2 separate regions of the Homo sapiens genome follow, and region 2 is linked to region 1. Evidence: chromatin loops called from intact Hi-C (ENCODE). Cell type or tissue: dorsolateral prefrontal cortex. All regions are shown on one strand. Links, peaks and the distances in the headings refer to the core of each region. The heading gives the core; the rest is flanking DNA.

The links. A loop is a pair of places that touch in the nucleus more often than their neighbours do. Peaks named below come from ENCODE experiments on the same cell type or tissue, not always from the same donor. Only the 100,000 strongest peaks of a DNase experiment are listed, where the experiment ranks them.
Region 2: it touches region 1 in a loop (4-fold over the local background); 4 of 110 quality-filtered maps call a loop at or near these places.

Annotation. Positions count from the first base shown.
Region 1 is chrX:145,813,062-145,821,655 of GRCh38, reverse strand. SLITRK2 (SLIT and NTRK like family member 2) reads right to left here and starts at 3,827. Exons shown (of 5, transcript NM_032539.5): 1 at 3,630-3,827; 2 at 1,120-1,182; 3 at 1-308. In dorsolateral prefrontal cortex, for the core only: no CTCF peak of the experiment used is centred there; DNase peaks (open chromatin) are centred at 628, 3,125, 3,745 and 4,135; H3K4me3 peaks cover 4,975 bases; H3K27ac peaks cover 5,300 bases; H3K27me3 peaks cover 4,930 bases.
Region 2 is chrX:145,401,479-145,410,072 of GRCh38, reverse strand. No RefSeq gene overlaps it. Among named protein-coding and RNA genes, the nearest start is that of SPANXN1, 160 kb to the right of the region's middle. In dorsolateral prefrontal cortex, for the core only: CTCF peaks have their summits at 4,653 and 4,865 (motif pointing left); no DNase peak of the experiment used is centred there; H3K27me3 peaks cover 2,477 bases.

The DNA.
Region 1 (8,594 bases), core at 449-8,448:
GGGGTGCGATTCTGTAGGGAGGTCGGAGAGCCGGCTGGCCCGGTCGGCGGGCGAAGGCGACGACGGAGCCTGGGCGCGCGTTTCCAATTCGGTGGCGGTGGCAGCAGTGCGTCTAGCAGTTTGAATCTGAGAGGCTTTGCAGGCTCCCCGGGACAGGACTAGGGTGACGTCACGGGGGAGGGGGCAGGCAGAGGATCCAGGGCGCGCGGTGGGGGAGGGTTGGGCAGATGCTTCCCTTCCTTGCAAGTGGCTTTGCAAAGCTCAATTCCCGGCTGCGTCAGTTGATTCTGAACTACTCCACCTCCAACCTGGCTGGCGGCAGGAGAAGCTCCTGCAGAGGGGTTTCTCAAGGAGGGGCCCTGCTAATGGCCTGGCACCTCCTTGGGCCCCTCTGTGTGTTCTCTCTCACTCCTCCCTCTTTCTCTCACCTACACAATGCCTATGGAGGGCAGGGGTGGGGGTGGGGGGTTCTTCTCCCAGATTCCCAAGCAAGGGAGAAGCGTGTGTGTGTGTGTGTGTGTGTGTGTGTGAGTGAGAGAGAGAGAGAGAGAGAGTGTGTGTGTGTGTGTGTGTGTGTGTGTGTGGTGTGCCTCTTTGCTACAGGACTGGTGCCCCACTTGCCAGCTCCTAGCTCAGATGCTCTCTGTGCAGAGAGTGGGGTGTGTGTGCATGCACCAATGTGTCTGTGTAGGAGGGTGAGGAGTTCTCTTAGGGGATTTATACTTTACATACAGAGCCCTGATTCAGTGCTAAGAGAATTCCTTTCTGGGTGGTGACCCACCAAACATATTTGCCTGGACTCTGAAAGTCAGCTCAATGTTAGCTTATAGACTGAGAAAAACAAAAACAAACCCCTTTTCTCCCTGAGGTTTATACTTAGCCAGATAATGAGGTTTAAACGTGCACTTCTTGCCTGGAGGAAGGAGAAAAGAAGTGGGTGTCAGAAAAGCACTGCCAGGCTGAGCCTCAGCTGGGAGTGGGAGCCAAAGGAAGGGTGGTTGAGCCCTCCAGGCTGCAGGGGCAGGGGAGCTAGGAGAAAAGAGGAAGCTGGTGCAGGAAGACTGGCTCCTGAGAAAGAGAGGAGATGGAAAAGGAATCCTGGCCTGAGACCGAGCTTACCTGGGTTCTGATCTGGCTCTGTTGCTAGATGTGCCACTAGCTTCTGGATCTTCCTGTGTCCATCTGCAAAAGGCAGGTAGGTAGACTGTATGGGCCCTCCCAGCTCTGATATCCAATGCGGGTTTAAATAGCCTTTCCAGAGCATTGCTAATGGCCAGGTGTTGGATTTTTGCCTTCATTATCTGTTTTCTCCTTAATTATCTTACAGCTCCTTGGACCCAAGAGTCTTCCATTGTGGAATCAATTCGCAAGGGGTAAATAATGTCTGCTGTTGCCTGGAAAGGCCTTGGTTGCCTCTGGTAGGAAGGGGGAGATGGGTCAGGAAAAGGAGGGAATCAACCAGGGAAAAGGAGTTGACCAAATGATGTGCCTGTCCCACAAAACACTTCAGCTTGCTTTCCCGGAGTCCCACTGCCTGGCCAAATGTGGAATAGATAAACACACAGATACAACAAACCACTTGAGAACAGAATGACCCTTGCTTCTCCCCTTCTCCTTCCTTGTTAAGCCTAGGTTCTAGGATTGTTCCCTTTATACAAGCTCCTTTCTCTCCGGGAAGGGCGGGGGTAGTTTATAAACTTAGGCACTAGGGCCACCTGTAGCTGGTGATCTGTGCATTATTTTCTTGAGCTTTCTCCCTTTCTCCTTCTTCTTCTTCTAAGAGCCTTGGACCAGGCATCAGAAGCCCCCTTACCCTCTAATTCTTGCTTGGCGTTTAGCAAAATACTTTCCTTCTGGAGACTCAAATTTTCCTTCTCCATAGAGAAGGGCAAACTTGAGATGAGCTCTGAGGCAGAGGGACAGCCCTGTGGATGGCCTCCCACCCTGTATTGCAATTGCATCATTAGATGGAAGCAGTCTGATGCAGTGGGAGCACAATTAAGCTCCCTTTCCTAGCAAAGGAGGCATTTGTTTCTATGTATTTCCAAAGGTTAAAAGCACATAGTTCCTAGAGCAATAAGATTTATTCATTCAGTCATTCATTCAACAAACATGTATTATGTCAATATTTAACTGAAGTAAAGACGTGAGAGCCGAACAAGACCTTAGAAGTCAGGTTCATTTTACAGATGAGGTCATTTCTTAACCAGGGAAAGTGCTGACTTACTCAAGAAACTACAAATAGAAACAAAACCCAGGGATTATGAGTCCCAGTCCATCATCTTTCCAAAAAGCACACTACTGCTTAATATGAATTAAAAATCTACTTAAACGTAAATAGCAGTGGTAGTGTTTTACTTAAAGGTATCCTTTTTATTAAAAAAAAATGTATTTGAAAGTGAAACATCAAATACTAGTTTCGGTTCTCAGATACAGTAATTTCCTTCAAGACATTGATGACGCTTTCAATATTCCTTGAGGACAGATTATTTTTGCGAAGAATTTCAGAGACAGGAGAGAGATTCAGAGAGAAAGGTGGAGGTGGTTGGGGGCTCATGAGATTCTTGAGACCTACAGAATCAAGGAAATTCATGGGTAATCTAACTGTGGGAAGCGACACTCGGACCCTAAGGAGGTCTTCGTTCCTGCCTGTCCTTGAGAGTCCACAGCTGCTTTCCAAAACGTAGTTACTAGGAACAAATCAGCCTGAAACGCGATAACCACTTTAAGTAAGTTTCATTTGGCCCCGTGTCTTCTGAAGAACTGCCGCAGCACTCCGCTAGGGAGAGCGGGCTTTTAAGGCTGTGGAAAGGTTCAGGGTGAACTGGGACCCCAAGGGAGGGAAAGGCGGTCATTAAAATAAGGAAAACGCTCCCTCTCCTTGCTGAGGCAAGGGAGGCTTAAAGACGAACTCCGTCGCCTGTCTCACTCGCATCTAACCGAGTAGAGCCTGGCTCAGGTCTCCAAGCCTTCCACAGGACACGGTGGGTGCCGGCGGGCTTACAGCCCACCTCCGTCCCGGCCGCCCATCAGGCCACGAGGGGGCTAAGAGGAGTCCGGGGAACCAGAGAGGGGGCACTGCTTGCCCGCAGCCTCTTCTTCTAAACACCCGCCGCCCGCAAGCCGGGTCGAATCCCATTTCCGAAGGGCGCTTCCGGGAGACCAGGTGTCTCCGAGCGTCCCCGATCGCCGGTAACTGGGCACCGGCCGCCAGCGCAGCCCTACCTTCCCTGCCCCTACCTGCTAGACGCCTGGTGCGGTGCCCGGCATGCGGACCTACAGCCGCGACGGCCACTCGGGCTGCCCTCGCCATGGGACTTGGGCACTGCAGGCCGACCGGAGGCTTCTAGCTCGCGCCGGGTGCGTGGGCCCTCCCTGGCCGCCTGTGCCACCCCGCTGCGCGAGGCGCGGAGCCCGACCACGCCCGCGCGGACGGTCCCGGGGTGAGGAATCTCCAGTGGGGATTGAGGGTAGAGGGCGGCCGCCAGCGAGCTGCCCTCCGCGGATGGCGCCCAGCCTCCCCACGCTGGTGCCCCTCGCAAGGAGAGGTGGCCGGGAAAGGCAACGGACTGAGGAAAGCCGGCTCACTGGCCGCGTCGCCACCGCGTCCCTGAGTGCTCAGAACTTACCGAGCGAGCGCGCCGCCCAGATCTTTTCCCGGAGGCGCCCGCAGCATCTGCGACTCGGGGAGGCAAAGGAGCCGGCACCGCCTCGGACTGGCGCAGCCCAGGAGCGAGAGCACCGCGGGGAGCGCGGGCGGCGCCCCCAGGGCAGGCAGATCCCCACCGAGCAGCTAGCCAACGGGCAACGCTTCTTGCAGGAAGGAGGGAGGGAGGCGAGAGGGAGGAGGGAAGTAAAGCGGGAGGGAGGAGAGGGGAAGAAGGGAGGGAGGAGGGAGGAGGGAGGGAGGAGGGAGGAGGGAGTGAGGAGGGAGGAGGGAGGGAGGAGGGAGGGAGGGATCGCGTCCCCCCTCTCCCTCACTTATCAATCACCCCACAGATCAAATATCCGGGCTGTGCACCCAGGACGGGGATGTAAGAGCCCACAAAGGAGCCGCTGCTCCATTTCTCTGACAAGCGCTGCGGAGCACTGCTCACGCCTCTCGGTCCCTCTTGCCTGGAACTCTGCCCAGCCCTTGCGGCTTCCACCCTGGGCTGCAGCTCGGGCTCGGTCAAGTGAAATAAGAATGGCACACGGTCGGTACCATGTCCAAGGGGAGACTAAGACTACTGGGTGGAAGTTAACGACAAGTGAAAGAGCAGTCAGCCATCCGAGCTGGACACCCTCCGGGACAGCTGCCTCCCCTAACTAGTAAGCGCCCAGTCTTTGGGAGTTCGCAGGCAGATATTTAAGAACCTCCTACGAGGATCGTAAACAAGGACTTTCAACATAAGATAGAGCTGAACTTGAGTTGTGCAAGTGTGTTAACAAAGCAAGCCCTTAGCAGCGTTCCAGTGCCCATTTTGATTCCCTTTATTCTTCACGACGACGTTGCCTGGATCTTCTAGAGCGTGATTTTTGCCATCCTCCCTTCCCTTTTCTCCTTTCTTCTTCCTCTTATTAGTAGTCCAGGTGGTTGTGATTCTATTAAAGGAAGGCGCTCTGTGAAAAGAGTCAGTGTAGTTCAAGAGGGAGGTGCGGTTTTTGCCAAGAGCATTGCGTTTCCCCTCAAGACTTGCTTTCTCTAGGGCCTCTCCTCTACTCTTCCAGAGTATTCGAGATAAAGTTGCAGTTTGATAAATTTATGCCAGGAGTAGGGAGTTCATTTGATGACACTAAGTCATTTTCCCCTCCATCCTGTAGGAGAACGTCATTAATTCAAGTCGTTGCCACCCCCTATCCTTTTCATGCCCGCTAGAGTCTGCAAAACCCCAAATCCTTCTTACTGTCGAAAAGCGTGATGGTGGAGAGCAGACGGGGAGGCGAGGAGAGAGGTGCAAAATTAGACGCAAAATTACCTCTCCAGCTAGTGGATCTGCATTGGAATTTGTCTGTTTCCATATTTCCCATGCCTTTCAACTCGTTCTCACAGCACTGACAACCACCTTTTTCTTGTCCTTCCCGTGGGAATCTTTTGTGCTTCTCCTGTCCTCTCTTCTTGGCTTTCTTTCATAATGGTTTTCTAAGGAGATTATGCTGGGCTTTTTAAAAAGAAAACTACTGGCAATCTTATATTATGAAGATGTACAGAGTTTGCTTTAATAATAGTCGGAAGAATTATAATCGTATCTTCGGAGTTGTAAGGGTCATTACTGTTCCTTTTATTTCATTCTTGAGAAAGCCTTTTTGAAATCTTCCTACCATTCAGATAAGCAACTTCGGAATAACATAGTTCTCACATAAGCACGTGGGCAGTGTATGTACGGTTATATATCCAGAAGCATTGCTCTTCTTTTTACAATATCTGTATTAGTGTAAACATCCAATGTGCTGTTTGCTACAGACTAAAAGCAGTGCACTGAGCACATCATATTATTAACTAAATGAGGTCAGTTAATACTGTTACTTCTGTCTTTACCGTATTTCTGACTGTGTCATCTTTTCATGTCGCTTTTAGTAGATGTTATAAACAACTGCAAAACACAGAGCTAAGAGGCCATTCCAATACAGAAATAATGAGACAGTCATGCTGAAAAACTCAGACAGTTTACTAAGAAGGGTGATGTGTCTGTAGCCAAAGGGAACATACAAAATAAGCAAAAACTTCTATACAGAGTAGAGAAGGAACATGGCATTAATGATGAAAAGTGATACTTTATTTAGATCCAGTAGTAACATGTAATAGATGGCATGCATCAATTTTAATTAGCCTTGTAAGCAAGTCTAACCTGTTCACCAGCCTTCGAAAAGCATTTAGCAGCCTGCCTTTCCACATGGGACCACACTGATAGTAAGACAAAATTAAAAAGAGCAGACTTTTCTTTTTGTCAGCATAAAATTTTCAAGTAGGTGGATAGCTGTGCTTTGAATGCACAGACACGAAAATTGATGAGCAATATAAAACTTTCTGAGAGGGTTTTGCATAGACAGTTATAATGGAGGAGAGTTTGAAGTCTGTGAAAAATTTAAATATGCCAATTTATTTGAAAGCTGCTTTATGCTGAATTTTCTAAAAGCTTCTGTGTTAGAGGAAAATTTCCAAATAGAATTGAATACTAGAGACACCATATTAATGTACTTCTGTTCATTAATAAAAATCACATTATTCTTCTTTATACTAGCACTGTAAATGTATCTTTATATCCATGTGCTGTTTTCTTTTTGAAAAACTTTTATTTTAGGTTCAGGTGTACGTGTGCAAGTTTGTTATATAGGTAAATTGCATGTGGTGGGGGTTTGGTTTACTGTAAGCTACTTTCTATTGTGAAGTTCGTGTTACTAAACAACATAGAGATCCCGATTGGAAAACTAGTGGAAAAACAGAGAAATAAAACTAAATCTTGCCTGGGTTTTTATAATTTCATTCTAAGGTTAGAAGAAAACCAGAAATTTCACCTGCGATGAGTGAGATAAAAAGCGCATATGTTTCCAGGATGATGTAAAGGATGTCCTATTACTGTGTAGTACGTAATTTACCTGAGAATGTTGCTTTTTCAACTTCTTCACACCTATCCAGAACTAGAAAGCTTTAAAACATATAAAAGAAGACAAAATGTGCTGCATTTTCAGTGAACATAGTTTCTTTCCAACCAAAGGTTTCAAAGAAGAGTGCCACAGAACAAATTCCTAAATAAAGAAACGCAACAAAGCGGACATGCCCTTAATATTAGTAATTATAGTTTACAGGATATTGTAGACTTTTGTTCCTGATGTTATTGAAAAGGTGGATATTTTTCAATTCAATTCAATTATTTGGATTATTTGGCAGGCATTTTGGCCTGATTGAAATAGTGCTGGGCCAAGACCCAGGGCAGTTTTTCTTTTAATCAAATACATATCCAAGCCCTTGGAGCCCAATGACCTGGGTTCAAATTCCACCCGTGCTACTTTCTCACAATGGGACAAAAACAGCATTACACCAATTTCAGTTCCCCATGTGTAAAACTGGCACCTGCTATGTGGAGTCAGTAAGGATGGGATGTATACAGAACTCTTGAAAATTGAACGGTGGTACATGTATGTGCAAATAAATCTTAAACTAAAAAAATTTTTAACTCACTTCTTAAAATAAATAAGTTATACAAAATATTTTATATCTGTTTTCTATGTTTCTCATGACAATCCTCAACAGGCCAGTATGATTAGCCAGACTTTACAAAAGAGGAAAGTGAGACTCAGAAAATTTAAGTAACTTACCCTTACTCCCATTCTTGGTGAAATGGTTGATTTTAGTCAGAAACCAACATCTTAATTTAAGTTGGATAACAGAATTAGCATTAGAAAAAATATTTATGATTCTAGTTGGAGCCATGTAATGTCAAACATTTAAAATAACTTCAAAAAAATTCCATCTTTCATTTTACAGATGTTTTCAAATAGTTACATATATGTATACATCAGGGCTCAAACTCAACACTGTTGATATATTTGGTCAAATGATTATTTGTTGTGGGGGCTGCCCTATGCAATGTAGAAGGATTAGCAGCGTCACTGGCTTTTGTGTGTGTGTGTAATGTGCATATGTATACTATATATACATACGTGTAATTATATAAATGTAATAAGTAATATAACAATATATAATGAAATATTATTCTATTGTAGTCGATTTTTTAAATGCTTGGCTGTGGCCCACTAAACTGAACTCAGGAGTGACTGTAGATTGCCTCTTACAGTTTGAATAACACTGCCACGCTGGAATGGGCAGGAAAGGAAGGAAAATGGGATAGAAAGGAGAAAAGAGGCAGTAGATCAAGAGGGGAAGTACAGAAATAGAAGGAAAAGACAACTGCATGTCTTACAAAGTTATAGAAAGACTTATGGTGCCCCCATCAATTACACCAAGTGCCACTTATTAATGATACCTGTTCTCTAAGGGCTCTGGCTCTCCCTCTTTTTTGACTGAGTCCAGTGATTTATCAGTAAGAACCACATTTAAGCTTACTAGACTTGGGAGCACATATACATGGCAAAAGCCACAAATTTAACAGATAAGGCTCAGGACAGCATTAGTAGGTATTTCATCTATCCTGACACATTCTATCTTATGAATTTTGCTGCAGCTGGAAGTCATATTTTGGTTTGGAGTTACAACCTAATGTGTTCAGGAGGAAGCCAAATTTATTAGGTTTGACATTGCACTTTATTGGAATGGTATAATGCAGTTGAGCCTCTGTAATAAGTTCTGTTGATTTTATTTATGTATTTATGTTTGGCTAGTATAAATATATGGTAAAGTATGTGCTGTGGTAGAGAGTTTAATGCTGACTCTGCTGGAAAATTCAAAAATGTCTGCATAGAAGATGCCCAGTTCTAAAGAGTTACGGTCAGAGGAGCAGCTACTCAGGATTTGCACTAAGTAGTTCTGATTTTTAAAAATGTCATCATTTGTGAAGAGGACTAGTCTATTAATATGAACAAAATGGCAAGGATGACATACCCCAGATCTACCTGAAGTTGTGATTTGCACAAAATGAAGCAGAGTTTCAAAATTG
Region 2 (8,594 bases), core at 351-8,350, 410 kb after region 1:
CAGCGGGGCAGTCAAATCTTAAAGCTTCAGAATGATCTCCTTTGACTCCATGTCTCACATCCAGGTCACGCTGATGCAAGTGGTGGGTTCACGTGATCTTCGGCAGCTTCACCCCTGTGGCTTTTCAAAGTACAGCCTCCATCTCAGCCACTTTCACAGGCTGGTGTTGACTGTCTGTGGCTTTTCAAGGTGCATGGCGCAAGCTGTCAGTGGATCTACCATTCTGGGGTGTGTGGAGGATGATGGCCATCTTCTCACAGCTCCACTAGGTAGTGCCCCAGTGGGGACTGTGTGTGGAGGCTTCAACCCCACATTTCCCTTCCACACTGCCCTAGCAGAGGTTCTCCATGAGGGCATTGTCCCTGCAGCAAACTTCTGTCTGGACATCCAGGTGTTTCCTTACATTCTTTGAAATCTAGGCAGAGGTTCCCACACCTCAATTCTTGACTTCTGTGCACCCACAGGCTCAACACAACGTGGAAGCTGCCAAGGCTTGGGGCTTGCACCCTCTGATGCAATAGCCTGAGCTGTACCTTGGCCCCTTTTAGCCATAGCTGGAGCAGCTTGAATGCAGGGCACCAAGGCCAGAGGCTGCAGACAGCAGGGTGGCCCTGGACCTGGCCCACAAAACCATTTATCTCTCCTAGGCCTCTGGGGCTGTGATGGGAGGGACTGCCATGAAGGTCTGAGACATGCCCTGGAGACATTTTTCCCATTTTCTTGGTGAGTAACATTTGGGTCCTCGTTACTTATGCAAATCTCTGTAGCCAGCTTGAATTTATCCCCAGAAAATGGGTTTTTCTTTTATATCACATAATTTTTCAAACTTCTATGCTCTCCTTCCTCTTGAACACTTTGGCAGTTAGAAATTTCTTCTACCAGATACCCCAAATCTCCTCAAGTTCAAAGTTCTACATATCTCTAGGTCAGGGGCAAAAAGCCATCAGTCTCTTTGCTAAAGCACAACAAGATTCACCTTTGCTCCAGTTTCCAACTGGTTTCTCATCTCCATGTGAGACCATGTCAGCCTGGACCTTATTATCCATATCAGCTTTTTGGTCTAATCCATATTCAGCAAATCCCTAGGAAGTTCCAAATGTTCCCACATCTTCCTGTCTTCATAGCCCTCGAAGTCTCTAGGAAATTCCAAACTTTCACACATTGTCCTATCTTCTCCTGAGCGCTCCAAACTGTTTCAACCTGTTTCAACCTGGGTAACTGCCTGTTACCCAGTTCCAAAGTCGCTTCCGCATATTTGGGTATCTTTACAGCAGTACCCCACTCTACCAGTACCCATTTACTGTATTAGTCTGTTCTCACACGGCTAATAAAATCATACCTGAGACTGGGTAATTTATTAAGGAAAGAGGTTTAATGGACTCACAGTTCCACATGGGTGGAGAGGCCTTATAGTCATGGAGGAAGGCAAATGAGGAGCAAAGTCGTATCTAACATGGCAGCAAACAAGAGAGCTTGTGCAAGGAAATTCCCATTTATACAACTGTCAGATCTCATATGACTTATTCACTACCATGAGAACAGTATGGGGGAAACCGCCCTCAAGACTGAATTATCTCCACCTGGCCCCACCATTGACATGTGGGGATTATTACAATTCAAGGTGAGATTTGGGTGGGGACACAGCCAAATGATATTAATTCATATAGTCAACTCTGAAGGAATTCCCTTCAATTAGCTCTTCAACTTTTATAAGATAGTTTTAGAATTATGAAATTAAATCAAGTGCCAACCACAGAATATTTTCCTGGGCAGAATGAAGAAAAAAAGTGATATCATTGTTTTACAGTGACAGCTTAAATTCAGCATTCCAGAAAGGGTTAGAATATGCATATTGGGCTGTGATTCCCCTCTGGAGTCTCTCTTTGCCCGTGAGTACCTTCCTCAGACAATATGTTATTTCATAGAAAATGCATCATTCCATAATTACTGAATAGGAGAAAGCTAATGGATATTTTCTTGGATCAAAATAATACAGTATGTTTTTTTGTTTTGCAACGGAAATTATTGGTATAAAATTATGCACAACAAAGTGGTATTCTGAATTCAAAGAAGAGATGAAATTACACAAACTATTCTTATTCGTGTTCAAGTCTAGAGAATAGTTTAGAAAAAGGCAATGACCAAAGGTTGTCTGTGTCTGAATCAAAAGCAGTTTCGATATGCCTTTGAACTTTTACAATCTTTATATAATTTATTTTTCTTCAGCACAGAGCTGTCAAACATCTTTGAATAATCAGTGTACCAAAGATCTAAGTATTTCTCAATTAATTACATTGATACAGCAAGAACCTGTCTGTTAAAACACTGTAATTTCCCTCCCCCTCAAAGTTTTTCATGCTTTTGTTCGTGAAAGGTTAAACTTCTCATTTAAAAGCAAGTCAAATTAAACTGAAAAAATAAACATAACTAAAACCTCTTTAGGATTATTTGAGCACTGACCCAGTAGTAATTGAAGTCCTTTCTAACTCCAACCACCTATGTGTGTGGAGAAGCTGCCATTTAAATGTTTGGTTTATTCTAATATGTTAGTTATTTGTAGTATATGATATGATATTATATCATCAATTATCAGGGCATACAATAAATCTGTTGTTTTATATAGTCAGTGTAGCATTATATAGCCTTTCATTACTCACACAAACTTACATGTGTAAGCCACATATTAATATTAAATTTACTTAGATTTTTTTTCCTTTTTTCTGAGATGGAGTCTTGCTCTGTCGCCCAGGCTGGAGTGCAGTGGTGCGATCTCGGCTCACTGCAAGCTCCGCCTTCTGGGTTCACACCATCCTACTGCCTCAGCCTCCTGAGTAGCTGGGACTACAGGCGCCCGCCACCACGCCTGGTTGATTTTTTGTATTTTTTAGTAGAGATGGGGTTTCACCGTGTTAGCCAGGATGTGCTTGATCTCCTGACCTTGTGATCCACCCGCCTCAGCCTCCCAAAGTGCTGGGATTACAGGCATGAGCCACCGTGCCCGGCCTCCTCTTTTTTTTTTAAGATAAGGTCTCACTCTATTACCCAGGCTGGAGTGCAGTGGCACAATCTCGGCTCACTGTGACCTCTGCCTCCCAAGTTCATGCAATTCTCCTGCCTCAGCCTCCTGAGTAGTTGGGGCTACAGGCACACACCACGATGTCTGGCTAATTATTGTACTTTTAGTAGAGACAGGATTTCTCCATGTTGACCAGGCTGGTCTCAAACTCTTCGCCTCAAGTGATCTGCCCGCCTTGGCCTCCCAAAGTGTTGGGACTACAGGCGTGAGCCACTGTGCCTGGCCTTAAATTTACTTAGTTTTTTTAATGAGGGCCTTTTCTTTGCAAATTTAGCTCCAAAAGACACTTTGAGATCAAAAAGGAGCAAGAGATCTATTAAGTTCTTAATTTAATAGCCATATTCATAGCAGGTTGAGGAAGATCTGAGGACCCCTATATTTTCTGTCACTATTGTGTAATAGGTAGATGTAGAAGCTAGTAGGGTTGGCCAAGTCTGATTGGAGAAAGTTATGGTTAGAGAAAAAGATTGATTTTCTAATCTTCTATGCAGCAGAATTCCTTCTCTCTTTGTGATGGAGAGAGAAAGAGAGAGAGAGAGGAATATATTCTTTGTATATGTATTCTTATGTAATCAGGTACAGGATTGGAAACTGAGGATCAAGGAGGTTAAGTGATTTATGCAAAATTCAAAAACTAGTAAGTAGCAGAACTAGACTTGAACCTATGACTTCCCAATTCAAAATCTTATGTTCCATTCAAAACAACATGCCATCTAGGGACAGTTTGATATTTTAGTAATTGAGTTTCTAAGTTACATACAGTAAACTTCACTTTTTGGTTTCTGAGTTTTGATCAATGCATAGAGCCCCTAACTACAACCACAATTTCATCACCCACCCTCCCCAAATTCCCTCATGCTGCACCTTTGGAAGAAAATCTTTTCTACATCTTAATAATGTCGAAGGAAAAAAAAGAAAGAAAGGGAGGAAAGGAGGGAGGGAGATTCTTCTCTACTTCTCAGTTGTCAAGGGGGCCTTTTCCTTGGTCCTTGAGCCACAAAGAGGAGCTGTCTATAGGAGTTTTCTGTCTGTGGATTTCTGCAACTTGGATCAAAGCTAGGGGATCAAGGAGAAAAGCAACACACACACAAACAAACAAACAAACAAGAAAAGCATCACAGTACTTGTCCTTCACATTTTAACTTCTCTCTTCAAACACCCTATTATTCTTTAATTTTCAAAGTCCTCAGATAGTTGCTTTTTATATGTAATCCGTATTTCTTATTAGTAATCAGAGGGAGAGAAAAGCTGTAGTTGGCTTTACTCCAACTTGACCGGCATGAAAAACCCAGTTTGAATTTAAGAAGGAGACATGAGTCCCTTGGTGGTATAAACTCCAAAGGGAAAATAGGATCTATGACTACTGAGACTAGAATAGCCCAAGATGCTCTTTCGGTAATACTTAAGAAGCCAAACACAAATTAAGCCCTCAGCAATAACAGGAATATATACCTGAAGAGATTAATCTTTATACTGCAACTGAATTTTAACAAATATTACAACATCAAGTTTACTTTTGCAATCTCTGGCCAGTAACAAAAGGTATTCTGGATTTGTCATTTGTTCTGAGGTAGGAAGATTAATAAATAAAAGACCAGGCATCTAGCATGTGTATGGAACATAGAATATCTTCGAGGTGCCTAAGAACCCTCATTTTATGTTATTGAACTAAAAAATGTGGGTCTACTCAATTATTTCTGCAGATTAATTTTATATCTGTGTCTCCATACAGAAACAGTTGTATTTAAAAGAAAACTGTGCTTTAGAGGATATGATTGCCCTCTAGTGGTTGTCACCCAAACTACAGACCAGAATTACCAAGGTATCCAGGAAGCCCTGAGGAAGAACTTGGCAAAATCACCTGTATACAGTAAACATCAAGGACCCCCTTCATACTCATTCTAAGGACACATAATTATATTAAATATTTGATCTTCTTTTTTCTAGATTGTTCATAACAAATTTTATTTCACACAATATATCAAAATATTGACATTTTCAACATGTAGTTTATAAATACCATTAATAAGGGATTTTACATTATTTTTCCTACTAAAACTTAAAAATCCAGTATTTATGTCAGAACACATCTTAACTGTGAGTAGCCACATACTGAGTGATTAATAGTTACATGTGGCTAGCTGATACCATATTGGACAGAATGGCTTTAGTCAGCTATAGTTATTAATTATTCAAAGTTTTCCTTGCATATAGTCATTACACCAAAATCTTTTAGTAGATTGTGAAAACCTTCCAGTTGGTTTTCTGTTATTTTAGGTTGGCAATATATAATGATAAATTATAACAATTTTCACTTCTATTTAAATATATAGCAATTTATTGTATTTTTCTCATCCATTGCATGTGATAGAACCTACGGAAAATATTTTTATTTTATTTTTTTCACTGTGGTAAGAACACGTAACATGAGATCTACCCTTTTACCAAATTTTTAAGTGTACAATACAGTATTGTTAAACTATAGGCACAGGGTTTTCTGAACAGATCTCTGAAACTTACTGAAACAGACACATTGAACAGTCAGGTGCTGGCAGCAACAATTTTACTCTGTTTCTATGAGTTTGACTATTTTAGATACCTCATTTAAGTGAAATCATGCAATACTTGTCCTTCTGAGACTGGCTTATTGCACATAGCGTAATGTCTTCAAGGTTCATCCGTATTCAGTCAATATGGGAGTATTTTGTTCTCCATAGAAAGTAAATAATGTTCAATAGTGTAATAACACATTTTGTTGATCCATTCACTCATTGATGAACATTTAGGTTACTTCCATATCTTCTTTATTAGGAATAATGCTTCAATGAGCACGGGAGTGTAGAAACCTCATTGACATACTGATTTCAAATCTTTTGAGTAGATATCCACAAGTAGTATTATAGTTATATTTTAAACTTTTAGAAATCAACCTTCATATTGCTTTCTATAGTGGCTGTACCATTTTACAATCCCACCAACAGAGTACAAGTATTCCAATATCTCTATATCCTCTCCAAAGCTTATCTTTTGTTTTTTCATACTAGTCATTCTAACAGTTGTGAAGTGATATTTCATTGTGGTTTTGACTTGCATTTCTCTGATGATTACAGGCATTAAGCATTTTTTTTTTTTTTTTTTTTGAGACAGGGTTCCTGCTCTTGTTGCCCAGGCTGGAGTGCAATGTCATGATCTTGGCTCACTGCAAGCTTTGCCTCCCAGGTTCAAGCGATTCTCCTGCCTCAGCCTCCCAAGCAGCTGGGATCACAGGCATTCGCCACCACACTCGGCTAATTTTGTATTTTTAGTAGAGATGGGTTTTCACCATGTTGGCCAGGTTGTTCTTGAACTCCTGACCTCAGATGATCCAACAGCCTCATCCTCCCAAAGTGCTGGAATTACAGGCGTGAGCCACTGCACCCAGCCAAGCATCTTTTAATATACTTGTTGTCTATTTGTATGTCTTTTTCAGAAAATTGTCTATTCAAATACTTCACTCATTTTTAATTGTTTTTTCTTTTTTTTGCTATTGAGTTGTAGGAGTTCCTTATATATTTGGGATATTCACCACTTATCAACTATAATTTGCAAATATTTTCTTTCATTCTGTAGCATACATTGTTCACATCACTAATGATTGTTTCCTTTGCTGTGCAGAAACTTTTTAGTTTGATGTATTCCCACTTGTCTATATATATGTTTATTACCTCTGCTTTTGATATCATGTAAGACCAATGGCACTAAGTTTTTCCCCTTTGTTTTCTTCTAGGAGTTTAATAATCTCTGGTCCTATGCTTAAGTTTTTAATCCCTTTTGAGTTTACTTTTGTGTATGATATAATATTACACTCCAGTAACTTTTTTGGCATATGGCTATCTAATTTTCCCAGCACAGTTTGTTGAAGAACCAATCCTTTCTTCATTGTGTATCCTTGGCATCCTTGTCAAAGATCTGTTGACTATATAGGTGTGGATTTATTTCTAGGATCTTTATTATATTCTATTGGTGTATATATATGTTTTTATGCCAGTAGCATAGTGGTTTAAAAAATATTAAGGCTTCCAATCCAGGAACCCGGGATATCTTTCATTTATTTATGTCTTCTTTAATTACTTTAATCAATGTTTTATAGTTTTCAGTGTATGAGTCTTTTACCTCCTTGGTTAAGTTTATTGCTAAGTATTTTGTTATTTTGGATGCTATTGTGTGTGAGATTATTTTCTTACTTTCTTTATTGAATAGTTTATTGTTAATGTATAGAAAAGCAACTGATTTCTGTAGGTTGATTTTGTATCCTGCAAAGTTACTGAATTCTTTAACAGTTTATTTGGCATCTTTAGAGCTTTTCTACGTATAGAAATGTCATGTCATCTACGAACAAAAATAATCTTACATCTTTCCAATTTGGATGCCTTTTATTTTTTTTTCTTCCTTAATTATTTTGGCCAGGACTCCCAATACTATATTAAATAAAAGTGGCAAGTGTGGACATCCTGCTTTAGTGCCTGACCTTAGAGGAAAAGCTTTCAGCTTTTCACCACTGAAAATGATGTATCTATGAGCTTGTCATATATTCCTTCCATTATGTTGAGTTAAATTCTATTTAAACCTAGTTTCCTGAGGATTTTTATTATGAAATGCTGTTGAATTTTGTCAAATGCTTTTTCTGCATCTATTGATATGATCATATGATTTTCATCCTTCATTTTGTTAATATGGTATATCACATTTTTTGATTTGTGTGTTTTGAGAAGTCTTGCATCCCAGGGAGAAATTCCACTTGATCATGATATATGGTCCTTTTAATGTGCTTTTAATTTCAGTTTGCTAGTATTTTGTTGAATATTTGGCATCTATGTTCATCAGGGGTCTTGGGCTGTAATTTTTATTTTTGTAGTATCATTGTGTTGCTTTGGTATCATGGTAATGCTGACCTCAAAAAATGAGTGTGAAAACTATCTCCTTTCATTTTTTAGAAGAGTTTGAGAAGAATTAGTGTTAATTATTCTTCAAGTATTTGGTGGAATTTACCAGTGAAGCCATCTTGTCCTGGGTTTTATAGTAGAAAATAATAATAAAAATGTTATTAATACATCAGCTCATTACTCATTTTTGATGGCTCAGATATAATATTTCTTCATGACTCGGTCTTGGTGGGTTGTCTGTTTCTAGGAAGTTATCCATTTCTCCTCAGTTATCCAATTTTTGGCATATAATGATTGATAGCAGTATCTTCTCATCATTTTTATTTCAGTGGTATCATTTGTAATGTCTTGTATCTAATTTTTTATTTTATTTATTTGTATCTTCCCTGTTTTAGTTAATCTAGCTTAAGGTTTGTCAATTTTCTTTTTTTCAACTTTCCTGGTCTTTTAAAAATATCAACTGTTATTTTAATTTTTTCTGTTGTTTTTCTATTCTCATTTCATTTATTTCTCCTTTAGTCATTACTTGTTTTTCCTCTGACAACTTTAGGCTTAATATGTTCTTCTTTTTCTAGTTTCTTGAGGTGTAAAGTTAA